2 separate regions of the Homo sapiens genome follow, and region 1 is linked to region 2. A link is a contact called in ENCODE Hi-C or POLR2A ChIA-PET data. All regions are on one chromosome and are shown on one strand. Each heading gives the region's core, a stretch centred on a gene start or an enhancer-like site at or near the end of the contact. The rest is flanking DNA. Distances are from core to core; before and after follow the strand shown. Region 1 overlaps LPP (LIM domain containing preferred translocation partner in lipoma). Region 2 holds the start of TPRG1-AS1 (TPRG1 antisense RNA 1).

Region 1 (3,099 bases), core at 31-2,530, 320 kb after region 2:
TGTCTGCAGACACTTCTTGGATGGAATACTAAGTAATACCTAAATATTAGTCCAGGTCTCTTATTCAGTTTCCTGTTTAATGAATTTCATGTTTATCAATCTAAATGTTAAGCAACTGGAAATGGGCATTCTATAGGCAGAAAAGTTGGAAACTATGATTTCAAGTTCCACATATTTCATATTGTTGATTCTGTATATAAGGGACAAAGATTCAATGATCTATATAGTATGAAAAATTGGAAAACTGACTTGCCTTCTCCGAAATGTTTCATCATCTGTAAAAGAGGATGAATATGCATTATCTCATCATCTCAGTGAGTTCTTTTTTGAGGACCAAATTCACAATGGTTATAAAAATGTGTCCCATTAAAATGGTTTTACTGTTATTTTATCAAAGACAGTGATAAAGTATATATCAATGTATTATCTTAAATATCCCAATACCAGAGGTTTTATGGATTTTTGTTAAAGTCCTAATTATACTGTGAGGCCTTGGGTAGTCATTCTGTGGGTCTTAGTTTTCTTATGAATGGGCAAGATGGCATCTTTGAAAAGCAAAGGCAACATATTTATTTCATCTCTGAAGGTCTAAATATCAATGAATTTCCCATCATTGAACAAATATTTTGGGGTAGCTATTATGTTCTAGAAGAGTATTGACAAAGTTATGTCTTAATTTATAGGACATTTTTATGACTGAAATTAGATAACCCTTAAAATAGAAAACTAGACATCTGTCTTTAATAAGAAATGCTAACACTAAGAATAAAGGGATATAGAAACCTAAGACTTCCCTCACATGATAACATCTTGCTAAAGGAAATAGAAATCATGTGGTTAAAAAAGAAAAAAAAGGAAGAAGGAAAGAAGGAAGGAAGGGAGGAAAGAAGGAAGGAATGAAGGAAGGGAAAATATTTGCAATCTTATCTGTAGAGTCACTGTCTGCAGATTATTCTCAGCACACCAAAGAAGAGAGAAAGAGAGAGAAGGAAGGAAGGAAGGAAGGAAGGAAGGAAAAGGAAGGAAGGAGAAGGAGAAGGAGAAGGGAAGGGAAGGGAAAGGGAAAGGGAAAGGGAAAGGGAAAGGGAAAAGGAAGGAAGGGAAGGGAAGGAGGGAGGGAGGGGAAGGAAGGATATTTCTACTTGACTCCCTATTAATAGTCTGGTACTAGAACTCACAGAACTGCCACAGAAGGCTGAACAGTCCTGGGCTTTTCACATGATCAGGTTCGCACTTCCATGGTTCTCCCAAATATGGCTTTCTAAACAAACTTGGACTAGGCTCACTCACTTGGCATTTCTCCTGCAGGAATGCAACTCAATGTTCTATCCAAAGGTTTCAAGAACGACAGTTTTTGGATGTTTATTTAATCCTCTCTCAAGCCGTGTTTGTTTTGAATAAATGGCAAATGTGATTAGTAAATGGAACATTCATTTTGTTAGACTGCCTCTAAACTCCAGATATAAATGGGCTGGATTTTACAGCTTATTTTAACATTTCCTTTTTCCTATACCCTTTCTCTGATCAGCTCTTCAACGGTGATATAATTTCTTTTAATGCAAATGTACAAAACAATGTTAGTCCTGACTTTTGGCAAGCAGTTCACAAGTTTGGGTGAAAAGACATTGCTCTTGAAAAACAGGTCATTTTTAGTTTTGCTATGTCTTTCCTTCTCACTAGGACATATTGTGCTGATGCAGAACAATGGAGCTAAGGAGGTCTTTAGCTTGTCTTGCATCTATCAGAACTCAGCAGTACTTTCCTCTTTGAGGTTCAATGTTATTGGCTAAAATTTTTGATATTCTGCTTAATTCCACTCTATAGCCCACCAAATACACCCCTCGCCTTGCCGGTTGATTCATAGGTACTTGGCCAGGGCAGGCTAGAAGATGAAAAAGGAAGAGACGACCTGAAGCTCTGTATTAGAGAAACAACTAGGAGGATTGTCTGGCACACACCCGCCCAATGGCCTCATGTTAAGGAGCATCCTCAGCAGCTTAACATATATGTCCTGCTCAAGATAAAAGATAACTAGGTTTAAGACTTAAAGTTGAGTTGCTGCACAGCAGTGACAATTTGAGTTGCTGCACAGCAGTGACAATTTTTTAAAACATACTTTCGCAAGCAGGCAGTGTAGTATAATGGGTATAAACTTGAGGCATGCAGTCTTCAGCAAATAATTTTTTCCCTTTCTCAGTTTCTGACTCAGTAAAAAATCAAGATGTTTATAGTATCTTCAGCCGGGCACGGTGGCTCATGCCTGTAATCCCAGGACTTTGGGGGGCCAAGGCGGGTGGGCCACTTGAGGTTAGGAGTTCGAGACCTGCCTGGCCAACATAGTGAAACCCTGTCTCTATTAAAAATACAAAAATTAGCTGATTATGGTGGCGCATGCTTGTAATCCCACCTACTCTGGAGGCTGAGGCGGGAGAATCACCTGAACCTGGGAGGCGGAGGTTGAAGTGAGCTGAGATTGTGCCACTGCACCCTAGCCTGGGAGATAGAGTGACGCTCTCTTTCAAAAAAAAAAAAAAAAAGTATCTTCATAGACTTTTTGAGGCTATATGAACCAATGTCCATGAAGGCAACACATACAGGAAATAATAACTAATTGGGTGCTTCCTAGCATTTACACTTAAGAGCCACTCTTTAAGCCCTTATGTAATTTTTGTTTTAAATGATCTAGTCATCCATACAATCATGGGGGCAATGTCTATTTCCTTAAAAAGTGAAGATGTTAGCTCTCTCTTTTTTTTTTTTTTTTTTTTAAGATGGAGTCTCTCTCTGTCACCCAGGCTGGAGTGCAGTGGTGTGATCTGGGCTTACTGCAGCCTCCACCTCTCAGGTTCGAGCGATTCCCCTGCCTCAGCCTCCTGAGTAGCTGGAATTACAGGCATGCGCCACCACGCCTGGCTAATTTTTGTATTTTTAGTAGAGACAGGGTTTCACCATGTTGGTCAGGCTGGTATCGAACTCCTGACCTCATGATCTGCCTGCCTCGGTCTCCCAAAGTGCTGGGATTACAGGTGTGAGCCACTGTGCCTGGCCCAGCTCTCTTTTTCCAAAAAGTAATGTTTCACAATAATGAGAAACATCTAT
Region 2 (3,482 bases), core at 781-3,280:
GCTGGGTGTACTGAGACTGAAAGAGAAAGAAGTGACATCTAAATAGAGGAGATGGCATTGAAGCTGGGTTTTGAGGGATGTGAAAGATTTGAATGTGTGGCAGAGATAGGCCAAATAGAGGCCATCAAATTCTGATGAGTTTAAAAAATTTTTTAAGACATCTCAGCCAAGGCCCAAGTGGCAGGAAAGCAGGAGGCGTCCATGGAGCACCGCGACCAGCCAGAACCCATCTGATGTGGCTGCCATGGAAGGAGTGGTAAGACCAACGAGAGATGAGGCAGGAAGGGTGCTGATGCCAGGCTGGGCTTGGTTCTAATTTCCTAGAGAGCACCAGGAGCGAGCTTTCCTCCTCTTATCAGCATGGCTGCACAAATCTCCATTCTCCTCATCCTGGACTTTTGTTGAGACTGCTCAGACCCACATCTCGTGGGCTGCTGCTAGTCTTACCAGGCTGACTGTCTTCCCTCCAACAAGGAAGGGAGTCTCATTTGAGGAACTGCACAACCTCTTCTGGTTTCTGTACCGGTCACTTTCTCTCTCTAGCCACTGGAGAAGTGGGTTGGAGCATTAGGGGGAAGTGTCTGTTTGGCAACCTCACAGGGCTAGAAAACTTGAAGAGGGTGGATTTTAGGGGCTATCCCCTTGAAAACATTCAAACGTTTGAATCTTTCTGGTGAGACCACTTGTATTCCTATTTTCCAGGAGTACACACAAGGCCAGAGGCACTTTGGACCTCAGGGCTTTCAGAGGGGTGAAAGACAAGGCGGTCAGGGAAAGACTTTCTCATTTGGCCTCACTGTTTTGTGATGTATGTCAGGAAGGTGTTATTGTGGTGAACAATGGAGAAGAAGGGAATTTAAAAGCAGAGAAATGAGTGACTCACCCAAGGTCACATAGCAAGTAACAGAGCTGCAAGCGGCTTGAATGCAAATCCCCTGGACCCAGGCCATGTATTCATGAACCTACCTCAAAGCCTGCTCTCAGAAAGAAGTGGAAGAGGGAGAGGAGGAAGACAAGAAAGAAGAAAGAGGAGGGGGAGGAAAAAGAGGGAGAGAAGCAGAGGAGGGGAGAGACAGCAGAGCCCTTCACTGTAGGTGAAGGACCTGGAACCTTCTCCTTTCACCCCTACTCACCCCCACTCCCTTAACTCCTCCTGGACCCAAGAAAATGTGTCCAAGGCTGTGCGGTAGGGAACGGCTGCTGGGTAACTTCTTTGCTGAGGCGCAAGCATGGCCCTGCGGGGTTGCTGAGCCTTTCAAAGGTCACTTGTAAACTCTGATGTGGCGCAGGGGCTGGCCCGGAGGGGCTGGGGCCTGGGCCAGGACGAGAGGACGGGCCTGCCTTTGGTGCCTAGAAATCAAAGCAGTCAACCTTGGGCTTTTTCTTCCCCCTCACACTGAGGCACTTTTATTGGCGAGATGAAGGGAGGCAGAGCGGGCCTTACAGTCCTCGCTTTGCTTTTGGAGGTTAATGACCCAGTTAGCAGCTCTTGGCTGCGTTTCCGACATTTTGCAGACATCAAGCCCCGCGTCTCTGCCAAGTACATTCTGTTCCCTGGAGCACATCCAGTGCATCTCAGATTACTATGTAATGCGACAAAGAGGGAGAGGTGGCTGGGAGGGGCATCGGGGAGCGGGGCGGGGAGGGGAGAGGGCGGGACGCAGGAGCGTGCGGGGAGGAGAGGAGGATGCCACTCTAAATATAGCTGCCCTCCTGGAATGCATCTTTCAAGGTGCTTATTTACTGCACAAGAGTGATCCCAGAGTGAGGGTACGATTGGGCCCTGTCGTCCAGGAATCCTGGAGCGCCGAGAGCGAAGCCCAGAACCAGGGCGAGGACAGACAGTGGGGGTGGGGAGGAGGCTGCAGGAGGCTCCTGGCTGGGAAGGGCTGGGAAGGTGGAATTCGAAGGGGGCGGGGCTAGGAGGTGGTGGCCCCGCCCACAAGGCCGCCGCCCCGCTTTGCAGCTCGAGCCTGAGCTGCAGCCTGCGCGCTAATTATAGACGTGAATGGAAAGCGGCCGCTTCTGAATGATCGCGTTGCTCGAGCTGCCGTTGGAAGCTTAGAAGCAGGTGCTACCGTGCTAGATACAAAGCGATCTATTTAAAAGCCCTCTGTCACGCACGCACACTTACTGACGAATCCTCTGGCTCTCTCCTACCACCGCCCGGTGGCGGATTCCGGAATTGGTTCAAAAGGCCTTGATCCCGAACACCCAGGACAGAGACAGAGTACTTTTCCTACCTCTTTCGCCTGCATCCTTAGAAAACTCCCGTGGATGAGAAGATCCCCAGGCCTTTACAAGCTGTTGTTTTACAAAAGGAGAAACTGAGGCAGGAAGAGGCGGTGGATGTGCACCAGAGCACGTGGTGCGTCGGTGCAATAGCTGAGGTAAACTTCTGGTCTCCTGACAGCCTCTCCATTTGCCTTACCGGGTTGGAACCTGAAGCAAGTCTCACTTTAACGCCGTTAATTTCCAGGCATGGATCTTTAGCCAATGATGAGCATCCTCCTCCTTTCCTGGTTCAGCGCCTGCTCCCTCCAGTCCCCACCCCCACCCCACTCCCACACGGAAAACTTGCTAATGCTGGCTGATTCTCATTGCTGGGTTTACTAGTTCAGGCCTGGAAACTGGGTAACCTCAATAACTATGACCATTTCAGTATGTGTGAGTCAATCTAATGTGCCCTCCCTCAGCATAATCCTGTCACGAGGAACGACGCAGGGGGCAAAACCTAGACTTTTCTTTCCCATCAGCATCTTGGCTGCACCTAGTGCTCACAGCCAAGTGTGTTAATGCACATGATGGCCTAATCCAGTCCATACGAGCACAGTGAAAATTCTTATGCCCATTTTATGGAATCCCTGTAGAAATGGAGTCTTGGAGGGAGGAAGTGACTTGCTCACAGTCATCTGCTGATGAGTGGTCGACTTGAGAGCCAAAACCAAGTTCTCTACCCTCGATGTGGGCTATGTCCAGTATTCATGCTTTGGCCTGCAAGGGGGAGCAGCAATCCACTTAGTAATAAAGAGGGATAAACCTACGTTCCCTCAGACACCTGGAGTGTCCTGAGGATCTCCACTCTGACCATTGGCCTTTTCTGCCTGTGGGTCTGGGGCCACTCCCACGCTAATCCACAGTATTAAACTGGGCATGGAGAGCTGCTGTCTTCTCTAGAAACCGAAATCTCCAAGTCCAGTAACTACATTCAGCTTCCAATAACAAGGCCAATCCTACTTACCACCTGGACCCATCTATGTCTCCCCACCTTTGCTGACTGCTTTGGACTTAACTCTGCCTGTGTCTCTCTTGGCTATTCCTGTAACCTCAAGATCTCCACCAGGGCAGATGGATAAAGAGGCAGCATCCAGTAACATGCTGAAAAAAGAAGGGAGAGGGAATAGGTGTGGATGATAGAATATTTTAGTTGTTTTTTATTTACCTCTTGGAAGCAAAGACTGTATCTTAGTCTTTGTAAGTCC

Evidence for each region. Hi-C counts contacts between places; a loop is a spot of excess contacts on that map. ChIA-PET counts read pairs that join two places held with the same protein, here RNA polymerase II (POLR2A). Pooled maps may share reads with other maps.
Region 1: a map of prostate gland shows a loop between it and region 2 (2.3-fold over the local background). The contact joins the enhancer-like site here to the promoter of TPRG1-AS1 in region 2. A Hi-C loop is called at or near these places in 7 of 168 maps with a recorded cell type or tissue (IMR-90, MCF 10A, PC-3 and 4 more) and 6 of 50 pooled maps. POLR2A ChIA-PET finds 5 or more read pairs at or near these places in 1 of 52 experiments (MCF 10A).

The regions. Positions count from the first base shown.
Region 1 is chr3:188,622,697-188,625,795 of GRCh38, reverse strand. The region is part of intron 7 of LPP (LIM domain containing preferred translocation partner in lipoma); the gene reads right to left. The region is part of intron 2 of LOC124906316 (a long non-coding RNA gene); the gene reads left to right. Among named protein-coding and RNA genes, the nearest start is that of LPP-AS1, 56 kb to the right of the region's middle. Within about 2 kb of position 1,280, at least 10 of the 41 ENCODE cell types and tissues checked have a DNase peak (open chromatin) inside an H3K27ac peak, as active enhancers do; they include heart right ventricle and prostate gland, where a contact is called at or near this core.
Region 2 is chr3:188,946,187-188,949,668 of GRCh38, reverse strand. It overlaps TPRG1-AS1 (TPRG1 antisense RNA 1), which reads left to right and starts at 2,030. Exons shown (of 2, transcript NR_046873.1): 1 at 2,030-2,390.